Linked DNA regions of Homo sapiens: region 1 is linked to region 2. Evidence: read pairs that join two places in POLR2A ChIA-PET (ENCODE). Cell type or tissue: MCF 10A. All regions are shown on one strand.

The links. Peaks named below come from ENCODE experiments on the same cell type or tissue, not always from the same donor. Only the 100,000 strongest peaks of a DNase experiment are listed, where the experiment ranks them.
Region 1: POLR2A ChIA-PET joins it to region 2 with 5 read pairs; 2 of 35 experiments call an interaction of 5 or more read pairs at or near these places.

What each region holds. Positions count from the first base shown.
Region 1 is chr3:112,093,533-112,101,532 of GRCh38, reverse strand. All of the region lies in intron 2 of C3orf52 (chromosome 3 open reading frame 52), which reads right to left. Among named protein-coding and RNA genes, the nearest start is that of C3orf52, 11 kb to the right of the region's middle. In MCF 10A, no CTCF peak of the experiment used is centred here; a DNase peak (open chromatin) is centred at 3,942.
Region 2 is chr3:111,847,689-111,855,688 of GRCh38, reverse strand. All of the region lies in intron 1 of LOC105374040 (a long non-coding RNA gene), which reads left to right. It also overlaps a transcript of PHLDB2 not described here. Among named protein-coding and RNA genes, the nearest start is that of PHLDB2, 7.6 kb to the left of the region's middle. In MCF 10A, no CTCF peak of the experiment used is centred here; DNase peaks (open chromatin) are centred at 3,968, 4,988 and 6,678.

The DNA of each region.
Region 1 (8,000 bases), 250 kb before region 2:
GGGCTCACTGTGCCTCAACTGTTTGTACAATGTGGCTAACATCTCCTTTCCTTCTGGGAGTCTGGATTTTTAGTGCATAGTAGGCAGAGGCTACGTATATGACCAAGCCCCAGTGAAAACCCCGGGTACTGAATCTCCAATAAGCTTCCCTAGTAGATGAGATCTCACATGTGTTGTCACAGCCTATCGCTGGAGGAATTAAACAAGTCTGGTGCAACTCCACTGAGAGAGGACACTTGAAAGCTTGCTCCTGGTTTTCTCTGGATTTTGCTGTAATTAATCATTTGATGTAATGTATCCTTTTGCTGTAATAGATCATAGTGATCAGTAGGACTGCATGCTGAGTCCTGTGTATCCTCCTAGCAAATTGTTGAATCTAGGAGTAATCTTGGGGACCCCCAAACGTAGGGAATTATCCCTGCGTCCTTAATTGTTATAAGTCATGACATTATGTTGTATGATTTAAAAAAAAAGTTACGCCTTCATAGCAAAAAATTTTGCAAAGTGCAGGAAATTGTAACAAAGCAAAGAAAAAAATACGAATAATCTTGCAATCAAGAGGGTTTTTTCCTCCTATACTTGATATTATATATTTAAGGTCCTAACAAATAGGTAATTTATATCCTGCTTTTTGTTGTTTGCTGCCATTATTGCTTACTTATCCTGATTGTTCTGTTGTAAACATATCAAAAGCCATTTCCCATGTGCTTAAAATTCCTTGCAAAGATTATTTCAATGGCTTCATAATGTTCATAATAGGCTCACCTATTTTCTTAAATATGACATTTATCATTTTTAGCTTTCTACTTCTATAAATAATATTTCAATGGGTATCTTTGAGCTCTATACCCACCATGTAGATTTCCATAATAGATATCAATGCCTCAGAAAACAATAGGGGATGCCAAGAGGATAGATACAAGGTTCAAATAACTGCTAAACTCAAGGACACTGAGAAGAGATGCCAAGTGTGAAAACAGGCCTCCCATAATAGCTCTGACACATATTTAATGTGTATCATTCAAATCATGAATCTGTACCAAGACCTATCTAAATAGTTGTGTGTGTCAAAATAATAACAATAGTAACAACGACAGGCTTACTCAGTCAGGAGAGTTTTTATGTCACTAATGAGATAATCTGGGCTATACTTATTCGTGTAGAAAAAACATATTTTTAAAAATCACAAAAACATGTGTTGTATGTTGAAGGAACATGAAAACAGTTCTTTGGCTAGAATATAAGAAATTAAGCTAGAGAGAGAGCCCTTAAACGCCAGATACCTTCAAGGGGTAATGGAGTGTTGTTAAACATCGCCCACGAAGAAAGTAGAGGCTGGTGTTTAATGGAGGTTAATCGGGTGGTCATGGATGGGATAAATGAAACGAGGAGAGATGAGGCAGAGAGGCCAACAGGCACAAGTTTGGAACAGACTGATTTGACTGACAGCAGAAGGAACAAAAAGAAAAAATTAATGAGAAAGCCCAGGATAGTAGAAACAGAGCTGGCTTTAAAGGCAGCCAGACTCAGTCTGAACTCCTGTTGGCTATTTGTTAGCCAGGTGACCTTGAGCAAGTCACTTAAATCTCTGAAGCTACTTCTCCAACAGAAATATCAACACCTACAATGTAGGTGATAGTAAAGATGAAAACCAACATGCATAAAGTATCCTGCATGGTGCCTTGTAGTAAGTGGGAAAGTTGCTATCAAGACACTACCAAGGAATAACTGGTAAGATTTGGCCATTATCTAGATATGAGAAAGAAGAAATCAAAAAGGTTTCCAAGATATCAAGCCCAGGAACAGGAAGAATAATAGCTACTGTATTAAGTATGACGTGCAAACATTCTACTATGCACCTTATGAATATATTTTCCTCACATAATCCTCACATTAACCCAATGAGTTAAATATTGTTGTTTTCATTTTTAAATGAAGACACTGAGGCTTAGAGAAAATGCATAATTTGTTCAGGTCAATGAATTAGCATGTATTAGGGTCAAGGTATATTTATAGACTCAGATTCCGAAATCCTTTACATTTTATAAATGGGAAAACAGGCCCAGAGGCTTGACAAGTTTGCCTAAAGTTACACAATTGGATAGTAGCAGAACTAAAATAAACTTGGTCTTATATAAAGGGTGAGTGAATGGGGAAAAGATGAACAAATTGGGATGAAGGATATGTTATGGTCTGAATGTTTGTGTCTCCCCGAAAAATGCATATGTTGAAATCTAACCACCAATGTGAGCGTGTATTAGTCCATTCTCACACTGCTATAAAGAACTACCTGAGACTGGGCAATTTATGAAGAAAAGAGGTTTAATTGTCTTACAGTTCTGCGGGCTTAACAGGAAGCAAGGATGGGAGCCCTCAGGAAACTTACAATTATAGCAGAAGGCTCAGGGGAAACAAGCATGTCTTACCATGGGGGAGCAGGAGAGAGAGAGAAAGAGCAAACAACAAAGAGCCACACACTTTTAAACCATCAGATCTCATGAGAATTCACACACTATCATGAGAATAGCAAAGGGGAAATCTACCCCCATGATCCAATCACCTCCCACCAGGCCCCTCTTATCATTCAACATGAGATTTGGGCAGGGACACAAATCCAAACAATATCAGATGGTCTTAGAGGGTGGGGCCTTTGGGAGGTGATTAGATCATGAGGGGAGAGCACTTTTGAATGGTATTAGTGCCCTTATAAAAGAGGCCCAGAAAGCTGCCTTTCCCCTTATACCATAGAAGATATAGCTAGAAGGCATGATCTACGAAATAAAAAGTGTGCCCTCACCAGACAGCAAATGTGTGCTGACACTTTGATCTTGGAGTTCCCAGCCTCCAGAACTGTAAGCAATAAATTTCTGTTATGTATAAGCTACCTAGTTTATGATATTCTGTTATAGTAGCCCAAGCAGACTAAAATAGCATACAAACAAATGGTAGTTTCACATGTATAATAATTGAGATGATGACAGTTATTTTTAGATAAATATCTCTAGCCAAGAGTACTTCCAAAACTCAGGAAAATTGTACAGATGTAGATCTAGGAGTCACCTTCTTGGAGGCATGGCTGCTGTCCTGGGAGTGAATGAGCTCTCCAAGAAAAAGAATGAAGAATGTGAAAAGTCACGAAGCTGAAGAGAAGCCTCATGAACCCACAATGCAGATGCCAAGAGCAAAAATAGCAAAATCAACCTAAAGTCCAGGAGTTCTATAGACTCAGAAGAGTATAATGAAGTTGGCAGAGCTAAAAGCTGACAATAAGGCAGGAGACAGAGAAATGTTGGCTTCCACGATCAGACAATTGCTAGTAATCTTGGGAAGAAAAATTGGGAACCAATAGATACAAGAGGTTTGGGAGTCTGCAGGAGGCAAGATTCAAATGCAGACCTTTCTTTCTGGAAGTGTGCCAGTGAAAGAAGGGAGAGAAAAACACATATCTAAATGAAGTAGCAAGAATCCTGATGGAAGATTGCTTTGAAGGAGAGAGGATGCTAGTGCATTTGAAGAGTTAACCCATTTATACCTGAGGTTGAACTTTTCGAATTTTTGCATTCAGACTTTGGTGATGACCTTGAGCAGTAAGATATAAATAACTTCTACATGATTAGCATTCCAATAATGGAACACTAGGCATAAATTAAGAAGAACCTGAGGATGCTTAGAGAGAGGAGGAGATATCTGAAGATCTCTGGGTCAGAGGAAGCTGAAAGATATTATATGGAGACCACAGGTAAGGGTGTCCATCTTGGTAGAGAAACATCAGCGATTTGAAGAAAAGATAAACAGGTGAAAATGGAAAGAAATTTCAAGGTACTGGGTCTAGCACTGCTCTCATGTTCCTGCCCCAAAGGACCTTGGCAGCTTATAGCTTGTTAATGCTGTCTGCCTAGGATTTTCCCATGAGTCACCCTACACCAGGGAGCATTACCCTGTGAAAACTGTCAGTCTGCCAGAACCACATGACATCATAAAATGTAGCTCTTATTCACAACTGAAAGGCAAACAAATCCACTCAACACAACGTCACTTAGGAAGTCGTTGCTTATATCTCAGTACCACAGCGTTCCTACTCATAAAAGGTGTATAAATTAAGAGATTAGGGTCAGGCAAGAATCTGGGGTATAATGTTGGGGGATATCACATGAGGGTCTCCAGGATGTTATCAATTTAAATCATGTTTCTAAGCATCCACCTACTTGTCACAGTTTTGTTTTTGAAATATTTAAAATATTTTGCCCCAACCAAAACTTCATTAGTAAAGTGTTATTCAGGGTCTCACCTCTCCATGACTAGGGTGAATTATTGAAGAAAGGAGAACCCTTGAGAACACTCAACTGATCCTCCAAATTATCCAGAAAGAAAATGACTTTGAGAAAAAGATGAAGGCTTTTGTTTCTGTACCTTTCAAATCAAGAAATTTATAATTCCTTATGAGGAAGGAAAGAATCCATTAATACCTTTTCCCTAAAGAGTCTCAAATAACAGAATTCCCTGGGTTCCACTCATAAAAATGGACATTAAAAAAATTTCCATGTCGATTGTGAGTCTGGTGGACAGGTAGCCTCTTTTCCCTAGCACATACAAAGCCCCTACTCAGTGCTTTAAGCTAAGCCATGATCCTGAATTTGTCATTCTTCAATGGCATACAAGGGAAGAGTAGTGGGCAAGCCCAACCCATGTACAGGCAATGAAGGCTGCACAGTCTGTAGAGAATGAGCAGCAATAATAAAACCTACTACAAGTTGGTCTGCTTTTATTATCACCACATGCTGACAATTCTTAATTCGAGTGAAAAAATATAACTCCCCACTGGACACCCTGCCCTGGGTACCCAGGTGTCCCCTCCCCAACTTTCTGTTCTGAGATGCTTTCACTGTCCCATTTTATGTCCACCCCAACTGCACAGTTTTGAAGGCTAAAGAAATTCCGTCTTAGTTATTATTTCACTGTATTAACTTCTGATTAATCCCAGCTCTGGAAATGCCTCTAAGATTTCTATTTCATCTACTGTTGCATGTATAAGAGCACATACTTACCATAAATCTCACCCTCAGGTCTAAACAACCTTAACGTTATCTACATGCCATAAATCTTGCCCTTATGCAATTATAAAACACATCCCTTCTGAAGCATGCATACCCTTTTTCTGTGGTATTTAAGCCCTGGGCCTTTGGGGTAATGGTGCAGGAATGCACCATCTCCTCTCACTGCTGCCCAACGCATGGCTTCTGTTCCTAAAACCCTGTTAAATGTTTCTTTCTGAGTAACTGGATTTGTCAGTTTTTCTTTAGCCTCTCAGCTTCCTCAGCCTTTCTGGGTAGTTTTGCAAAGACCTGCCTACTGAAGAACAAAAGTTAACACTTCCGCCTCCAAGCTTCAGTCTGAAGACTACAGAGCCTTGAGACAGGAGATTAAGGGGTCTAGAGAAGGGTAAGCAGGCAATGAATGGCAAATATAGTTCCTGAGGAACCTTAGTCACCCAGTAAATCCAGACAGCCACAGGCACAGCCCTTGACTCTCCCAACAGTGTTTTTATCCCCAGACAACATTTCCCATGCAGTACTTGAAAGTTCCACAAATATCTGATTCATATTAATGGGCTTGGCAATTAGGAAGTGGCTGATTATTGAAGATCATCCCCAAAAAATGCCTACGGAACTGCTCTAGGTGAGGCTGGGACTGTCACAGAAGGGAGCCCCTGCCCCACCCCTTTTAACCTACTGTATCTCCCCCCACCCCCACGTCTAACATGACTCTCCCCACAGGATCAAATACCTAAGAGCTGAGATGCCAAGTAAAATACAAGTATTTCCTTGATTTAAAAAGTAGTTTGAAAAAATCTCTCTTACAGCATTGACATGTTCGAACACAAATTTACAGTTAAATTAAAAATAAAGTTTGCACTACAAGTGTTAAAAAAATTCTTCCCTGAATATTATCCCATAACCTTTTACATCTCCAGAAAAACTGTGGAAGGAAGTGAAATACCTTCCTCTTGCAGACTGCTCTTTGTGAGGTGAAGAGGTTAGATGACTTTTTGAGAATGGAAGACAGATCCTGGGTCTTGCGCTTTAGAATCCTGAATATTAAACCATCTAGATCTCTTGAATCATCCTTTATGATAGGCCCCAGATGCCAACAGGATCCAAATATCAACTTCTAGGATAGCACCAACTAGTTATGTCAGGACAAGATTGTGCTACTCAACCTCATTTTCAACATCCATGTGTTGGAATTGATATGAATAGGAAGTATGGCAATGCTCACACCAAAACTATTGTCCTCAGCATGACGGAGGAGGTGCAGCACACTTCATTAGCTTTTTCCTACCTTAACACCAGCTTATATCCTCAAACAGTCATCCAACACACCTGAACAATGCCCTAAGTAAATACGTAGATATGGTGCCTGGCCAGGAAACTTATGTGCTGGAGGTTGGCTGATGTCATCAAAGTTTTCCTATTCCTTCAGGAATTACAAAACTCTAAGACAGGAAATTAAGGGGTTGGGAGAAGGGGAAACAAGCGGTAAATGGAAAATGTAGTTTCTGAGGAAAATTCCTGAGAACTCCCTCTGGAGAGACTGGGGAGTTACCCCTTCTTCTTCTCATTCTATGACTGGGTTTGTAACTGGGAGCTGGACTCAACCCATGCCGCATGAAGGCTGGATCATGCTCGGGAGTATCCCAGCCTCAGTCGAGCCCCTCTCTACCATCACCCCCACATATAAATAAAAACAATTTTCTTCTTTCCCATTTTGAATTGAAATGATTGTCCACTGGAGGATGTAAAAACTTTAACGAATACTAATAATCATTAAAAAATTGGTAACTACCTAAAGAACTTTAAATGATGTGGAAGACTGTATCATGCAAATCATAAAAATAATAATGTTCACAAATAATTTTTAATGACTTGGCAAAATGATCTAAACATAATATCAAAATCCTAAAGGTAGTCCACAAGACTATAAAGAAATCTAATCTCAAATTATTTTAGAAATGCAACTAAACAAAAGACTAGAAGAAAATATGACCAAATATTAATATTACAGATGGGTTTTATGGGTAACTGAACATATATCATTTTTCAATCAAAATAAGCAACAACATGAAATAATATATGGAATAGATGTAGTCATATATAGTTAGCATTCTATACATTTTTTGTTTTATACACACATACAACACTAATAAAATAAACAGTCATTTCTAAAACAAGTTAAAATTGGGCCAAGCATGGTGGCTCATGCCTCTAATCCCAGCAATTTGGGAGGCCAAGGCAGGCAGATCACTTGAGGTCAGGAGTTCAAGACCAACCCGGACAACATGGCAAAACCCCGTCTCTACTAAAAATACAAAAATTAGCTGGGCGTGGTGGCACATGCCTATAATTCCAGCTATTTCGGAGGCTGAGGCATGAGAATTCCTTGAACTTGGGAGGCAGAGGTTGCAGCGAGCCAAAGTCGTGCCACTGCACTCTAGCCTGGGTGACAGAGTAAGACTTTCTCTCAAAAAAAAAAATAAATAAATACAATAAGTTAAAATAATGACAGCTTATGGACACATGGTTCTTCAAAGTTTTTTAAAACTCTTTCAAATACATTATTTATTATTTTATCATCATAGTAATATATCAGACACACCAGATGAAGTATAATTATTTTTAGCAAACAAATGAAAAGAAAAAGAATTCAAATCAACAGGTATCAGGATATAAATAAAATATAAATCAGTGTTTAAGTAAGTTGAAACATTAAGAAACCTCTTCAAGATCCAATGAGCAGAGTTTAAAGTAAAACACTGGTTTCTATATTTCTTCTGGAGCTTATAAAACAACAAAATACAACAACAACAGAAAACAAAAACACAAGAATCAGGCATATCTCCCACCCATACAATATATTCCAAGCCGGTCTTAAATTCACATTATAAATAATGAAATGGCTATGAGTACATCTTCCATTTCAGTGTAAGTCACAAGCCTTAAGTA
Region 2 (8,000 bases):
CTCCAGCCTGGGTGGCAGAGTGAGACCTTGTCGCCAAAAAAAAAAAAAAAAAAAAAAAAGACAAATGCAGACCTCAACATCTATAGAAAGCACTCAATAAAGTGCAACTGTTATTGTTATTATTATATTACCAGACTTTCTTTTAGTAATGGTGATGGAAAGAAAGAAGAAAGAAAGGAAAGAAAAGAAGGAAGGAAGCAAAGAAGGGAGGAAGGAAGGAAGGAAAAAGAGGGAAGCGCGGGAGGGGGAGAGAGAGAAAGAAAGAAAGGAAGGAAGGAAGGAAGAAAGAGAGAGTCTTTCTACCTTTTCTATTTCCTGGGTTCTTTATAATAAAGTTTTCTGTTTAATCACAGACCAGAGTCCTGCCTGCGCTCTGCCATTCCTTATCACTAGAGATATTGTGTTGTAAACTAAACAGCAGACCTTTCTTGTTTGCCTCTCCAGGATCTGTAGTGGTTACAGTCCCTGATCTTACTTTCCTGTGTCCTTCACCCTCTCAGGTGGGGAACCTTAAAGTGTTGCACAGTGTTGAGGCTAAAGCAACTCTATCTTGGATGCTAATCTGCCATGCTGACTTTTTTTTTTCTTTTTACCCTAATTCCATGGAAGATTACCTGTTGACTTCTGATTAACCCGAGTTCTGGGAATTACTCTAAGATTTGTACTTTATCTACTGATACCTTAAATCCTGCCCCTGGGTCAAAACAACCTTGACCATAAATCCTGCCCATGGGCAGATTCACAGAGCATTCTTGCCTCTCCCCAAGGGGTCGACTTCAATTCTCCTACACATTCTTTTCCTTTAGTTTATGTGTCTTGACTCTGGGAGTGACAGCGTGGAGATGCACCATCTTTTTTCACAGCCACTGGGGACATGGCTTCTGTTCATAAGTCTCTATTAAATGTTTCTTTCTGAGAAACTGGACTTGTCAGCCTCTTTCTTTGGCTTTTCAGCTTCTGTGGTCTTTGGGAGTAGGTTTGTACATACCTGCTCACTTTGAAACACATACAGTGATATTATGAATTATTTATGTTATTCCATTTGTAATTATTTTTGCTATTGTTCTCTTTTATTAGAAAAGATCGGTTGGATTTGATTAACTTTTTATGTCCTGAATCTGTATATTTGCTCCTTTCTCTGCAATGATAGCCTAACAAATCTTTGTAGCTATTAACTCATTTCAATCTTACTGCAGTTTAACTCATGGAACAATTGTTTGTGCTGAAGTTCGCTTTAATATTATGATGATTTAATGAATCAAGAAGTTTCTACTTGCAAAGTGCAGTGGAAAAATCATTGACTGTGAAGTAAGGCAGAACTGGGTTTTAAGCCCTGATTCAGCCCCTTTGCTAGCTAATATGGTTTGGCTCTGTGTCCCAAACCAAATCTCACCTGGAATTGTAATTCTCATAATCCCCAAGTGTCAAGGGTGGGACCAGGTGGAGGTAATTGGATCTTGGGGGCAGTTTCCCCCATGCTGTTCTCATGATAGTGAGTTCTCATGAGATCTGATGGTTTTGTAAGTGTCTGGCATTTCCCCTTCTTGCATTCATTCTGTCCTGCTGCCCTGTGAAGAAAGTGTCTGCTTCTCCTTTGCCTTTTGCCATGATTGTAAGCTTCCTGAGGCCTCCCCAGCAATGTGAAACTGTGAGTCAATTAAACCTCTTTCCTTTATAAGTTACCCAGTCTCAGGTATTTCTTTATAGGAGTGTGAGAACGGACTAATACAATAGCCAAGTAATTTGAGTGCATTATTTATCTTCACTGAGAAGCAAACTTCTATTCTGAAAAGTAAGAACTATTTTTTTTTTTTTGGAGATGGAGTCTTGCTCTTGTTGCTCAGGCTGGAGTGCAATGGCACGATCTTGGCTCACAACCTCTGCCTACTGGGTTTAAGCGATTCTCCTGCTTCAGCCTCTGGAGTAGCTGGGATTACAGGCATGCACCACCATGCCTAGCTAATTTTGTATTTTTAGAAGAGATGGGATTTCACCATGTTGGTCAGGCTGGTCTTGAACTCTTGACCTCAGTTGATCCACCCACCTCGGCCTTCCAAAGTGCTGGGATTACAGGTGTGAGCCACCGCACCTGGCTGAACTCACATTTTATGAGCCAGTGTGTTAATGTAGGTACCATTCCTTGCACAGAGGACAGACAGCACAAAAAGAACACCCAGCAGAGTAGTTTCCAACCACGTTTGCCTTTCTGGAACTATTGATAATGATGTTGACCATTGAGTTATACACTGACTGTCCTATATAAGTTCAGTTCCAATTTACACACTCTTTTTAGTACTTAGATAAATTGTCTCTCTAAAAAATGAATGTACTTTCATTTCTTAGAAAAGTCATCTTCATCTATTTTCACATTGGATCTGCAACTGTTGTTAAGGGAAACTATGTAACCCACTGTTTCTCTTTGTATCCTTGTTGCCAGGAAGCCCAGAGTCAAGCTTACCATTAAATTTTTGTGTAACGGTAATAAAGACTTTGCTTTCCTCTCCTTTTTAAAATGTTGATGTATTTTTATTCCAATAACCTTATTGAATATTTGGTTTTTACTATACATTCTCTAATATATATTTAAATAGATAAAGTATAAATAACATATTAATCAAATTAATACCAGAATGTTAACCAAAACTAAAGTGAAAATAACTTTTTAACCTCCTAGGGGCATAAAAAGGGAAACACCTAATTTTTGTCTCCTCAAGTTTAATGATTATCCCCATGTGCTGGTTTATCTTTAAACAATTACAAGGTAGGTTCTCTAATTATGAGAAAAATGTAAATCTATTTGGAACATCTGATTAATTTCTGCATTAAACGTTCTCCTTCTGCCCTACCCCCAATCTTTTCTGTGAGTCTGTATTGTAATCAGGCAGGAAAAGGATGGTGTGTGTGTATGTGTGTGTGTGTGTGTGTGTGTGTGTGTCTTTTAGATTAACCTATCCCAGCTGTGTTATCTGGCTCACTTTTCTTATCACTTGAGGACCCTGAATTGGTCTACTTTGCCTGCGTAGTGGGCTTAAAACAAGGAGTTTCTCTGTATCTTATCTGCTTATCATGGAAAAAAGAAACCAACACCTTAACAGCAGTATTCCTCGATACTGAAGAGAACTCAGCTTCTCTTCTCTCTGTTGGTTTTCTTTGTTTTTCCTTTCATCTGACTTTCATCATCCCTCCAGTTATACCATACCTTGATTTCAATTTGTCCTTAATGTTATACATAAAGATAATTATATTATGTATAAAGATAATTATACATAAGGATTATTATAATATATAATCCTATGTATAATATTAATTTATGTATATATAATATATGTGTATTATATATGATCTTTACATATAACATAATTGTATATATAATATATATTTTACATATATATGGAGAGAGAGAGAGCGAGAGAGAGAGGGAGAATGCCACCTTGGGCATCTACCCAATTTGGATAGATGTCCAAATTGATGTGTCAGATATACACAGACTTCAGCACACGGGAGAATTCTGACAACTGAGAGCAGGGGCCAGGATTCAGAACATGAGGAATGTTAAAGGCAAATTTACGAAGCACCTACTCTGTTTTATACTGCCTAGCATATAACTGTAATATGATAATGTAATATATACTAAAAAACAATGATACAGAAGAGTTCAGGTGAAGGGGTATTTGTGTCCTATGAGTCCAACAGGGAAGACAACATATGTGAGTTTCATATTGAAAAAAAAAAGGTTGAGGGGCCTTCTAGGCAGAGGAAAGACCATGAGCAATGTAGGAGGACAGTAAAGCCAAGGCAGATTTGGGAAAGAGTGAGTAATACAGCCGCCTGAGCTGGGGAGGGAGGAGTAGGAGATAAGATCTAGGGTGCTGGGGCCAGATTTGAGGAAAGGGGAAAGATGGGGCTTTGAATTTTAGGCTTCGCATCGAATACCATTTTAATTATGTCATTTCCTTACTCTAAACTTGCACTGGCTTCTTGCTGCGGGACAACAGGAAGAGCCAGCGGCTATGTAGGAAGTGGAACAACATGATTATATAGGCATAGGGTGAAAAAGAAATATGAGCTCCAGCCACAACATTTAAAGACTTTAATAAAGCCGCACTCTACTTCCTGTATTAAACAAGGTGTCAGTCTCAAGTCGAGGCTGCTCAACTGAGAACTGCGTATTCATTAGGGCCACAATTAAGATATTAAATCTCTCCATCCACTCCTGACTGCCCTTTTCCTTTTTCAGAGTTATGATTACTCTGTAGTCACAGATCCTAAAATGCTCACAGAAATACACATGAGCAGGCCCATTTTGGCTGTTGGGTCACTGATGGACTAGAAATTCAGTGACAACATTCCAATTAACTGGCTGTGTCTGCAGGGGCTCAGAGCTACTTGCCAGACCATTTTTAATTTTCCACTTGATGGGGGCAATGTCATTGCTTCTCTCAGGAGAATCGCAAAGAACACTAGTAAAAACCTTTTTTTTTTTTTTTTTTTTTTAAGACAGAATCTCGCTCTGTCACCCAGGCTGGAGTGCAGTGGCGTGATCTCGGCTCACTGCAAGCTCTGCCTCATGGGTTCATGCCATTCTCCTGCCTCAGCCTCCCGAGTAGCTGGGACTACAGGTCACCACCACCACACCCAGCTAATTTTTTGTATTTTTAGTAGAGACGGGGTTTCACTGTGTTAGCCAGGTTGGTCTCCATCTCCTGACCTCGTGATCTGCCTGACTCGGCCTCCCAAAGTGCTGGGATTACAGGCGTGAGCCACCACGCCTGGCCAAAAACATTATTTTATAGCACTCAACTCTGACTGGAGATTTATGTTAGTGCTCAATAAATTCTAAATGGTTGTTTGAAGCATTTATTTCTGAGATACAGATAGTGATGTTATGACTAGTATAGTTCTTTTATTTATTTATGTATTGACTTTAAAGACAATGTCTTGTTCTCTTGCCCAGGCTGGAGTATAGTGGTGTAATCATAGATCATTGTAACTTGAAACCTGGACTCAAGCCATCCTCGTGCCTCAGCCTTCCAAGTAACTAGGACTACAAGTGCATGCCACCACACCCAGATTTTAAAATTTTTTTGTAGAGATGGGATCTTGCTACATTGCCCAGGCTGGTCTTGAGCTCCTGGGGTCAAGTGATCCTCCTGCTTCATCTTAGTATGGTTATTTTAGTCTCATTTGAATTTATGACTATCCTCAAAAACCAAGAATTTCTTTTTAAATTTTTTAAAATTTCAACAGCTTTTTAGGTACAAGTAGATTTTTTATTACACGAATGAATTATATAGTGATGAATTTTGATATTTTAGTGCACCCATCATGCAAGTAGTGTACATTTACCTAATGTGCAGTTTTTTATCCCTAGCCCTGCCCCCCTCACCTTCTCCCTTTGAGTTTCTAAAGTCCATTATGTCACTCTGTATACCTTTGTGTACCCATAGCTTAACTCCCACTTATAAGTGAGAACATACGGTTTTCAGTTTTCCACCCCTGTTATTTCACTTAGAATAATGGCCTCCAGCGGCTGGGCGCGGTGGCTTATGCCTGTAATCCTAGCACTTGGGGAGGCCGAGGTGGGTGGATCACAAGGTCAGGAGATCGAGACCATCCTGGCTAACATGGTGAAACCCTGTCTCTACTAAAAATACAAAAAATTAGCTGGGTGTGGTGGTGGGCGCCTGTAGTCCCAGCTACTCGGGAGGCTGAGGCAGGAGAATGGCGTGAACCCGGGAGGCGGAGCTTGCAGTGAGCCGAGATCGCGCCACTGCACTCTAGCCTGGGCGACAGAGCGAGACTCCGTCCCAAAAAAAAAAGAATAATGGCCTCCAGCTCCATATAAGTTGCTGGAAAAGACATTATTTCATGCTTTTTAATGGCTGAATAGTATTCCATGGTGTATCTATACCACATTTTCTTTATTCACTCATTAGTTGATAGGCACTTAGGTTGGTTCCACATCTTTGCAATTGTGAACTGCACTGCTATAAAATATATGTGCAAGTGTCTATTTTGTATAATGACAAGAACTAAGAATTTCTGAGTTACAAATATTCCTAAAGAAGATTATCAAAATTCACTTGCTGTGCTGTTCAAATGGAAAACAAAAGAAGCTCTATTTAAAAGGTCATTCTCTTAATGGTAATTTCCAGAGCTTGATTCCTACGGTATTAGTATTATATTTACAAGACTGACATAAGAATTTTCAGAACTTTGGCCTGGCACAGTGGCTCATGCCTGGAATCCCAGCGCTTTGGGAGGCCAAGGTGGAAGGATCATTTGAGCCCAGGAGTTTGAGACCAGCCTAGACAACATAGCAAAACCCCTTCTCTAAAAAATTTTTTTCAATTATCCAGGCATGGTGTCTTGGGCCTATAGTCTTACCTACTCTGGAGACTGAGGCAGGAGGATCACTTGAGCCTAAGAATTCAAGGCTGCAGTGAGCTATGATTCCATCAATGCATTCCAGCCTAGGCAATAGAGTGAGACCATATCAAAAAAACAAACAAACAAAAAAGAAACAAACTCCAGAACTTTAACATGGGTATATGGATTCACTGTATCTTCAATGTTAATATTAAAGTTAGCTTTATAAAAGGCTTGGCAACCCATCAATTCACAAGAGGAAAGTTTCATATACAGTCGGGCATTGCTTGAGGCTAGGGCTATGTTCTGAGAAATGCATTGTTAGGTAATTTTGTCATTATGCAAACATCATAGAGTCCACTTACACAAACCTAGGTGGCATAGTCTGTTACACACCCAGTCTATATGGCATAACCATAAGAATGGCATAGCCTATTCCTAGGCTACAAGCCTATATAGCACGCTACTGTACTGAATACTGTAGGCAACTGTAATATAATGGTAAATATTTGTGTATCTAAACATCTCAACACAGAAAAGGTAAGGTGTTGTGCTACTGTACCACTGTCACCAGATGATAAGACATTTTCCCACTCCATTATAATCTTGCAGGGCCACTGTTGTACATGTGGTCCCTCATTGATTGAAACATTATGCAGTGCATGACTGTATATGTCTAAAGGCAGTATTTTTCTCCCCACACCCCAAGTCTGTTGGCAGAGCTTTCTGTGGCTCTTCCTCTGTTTCTTCAACAAAAATCCCAGATAAGGTCTGAGATCCCTCAACACTTGGAGTGCTGTTTGGGGGGGTCAAAGCACCAAAGCACTTATGCTTTTTACTCCTCTAGCCTGCTGAGCATTGATGAGCAATGTAATCAAGACAAGCTCTGATGTGGTTTATTGTTTTCCTGTTGCAAAAGCTAGTTTTGTCCTGCAGAAGTTATCAAAGTGACTATCCAGGTGGAAAACTCCTTACACAGGCAGTTTTGAAGGATCCCTAGTGGCAGGTGGCGGGGGGTAACCTTACCCTTGATGAATAATTCACTGGTAATTAGTTCTCAAAGGAAAGTTTTATCTCTCATGGGCTATTAGCATTTTATGATAGATTCTCAATTACTTTGTTGAATGCTTTGATCCTACTGGAAATATCAGTCCTTTGTTTTTCATTCCAACTTCCACAATCCTCAGTACAAGAAAGAAGGAAGGTTTAGGAATGTACACGGGGGAAGGTGAGGGTCGCATACTGCCTACCTACACAGAGGTATCCTTTGGGCACAGCAGACGTAACATGTCCTAATCATTACATCATTATCACCTTCCCTCACGTGCACCCCTCAGCCCTCCTTCTTAATTGTAGTCTACAATTAAGTAAAGGACACCCTCTTAGATCCAGTCATCCAACTCCCTTATCTGGGAAACTTCTTCAGTCCCTCAAGTCCTCCTCAACCCCTATTACCAATACATTGCCAAATCATATAATTTTTACCTCTTAAATATCTGTCAATAGTACTTTTCATCCCCTTGCCTTCATTTACTACCTGGTATTTCCCCACTTTTAGAGAGAGCCAGGAATAAGTCAAGGGGAGATGGAACCTCATTAGGCCCAGGGCTAAAGGGACATTGGGTGTGCAG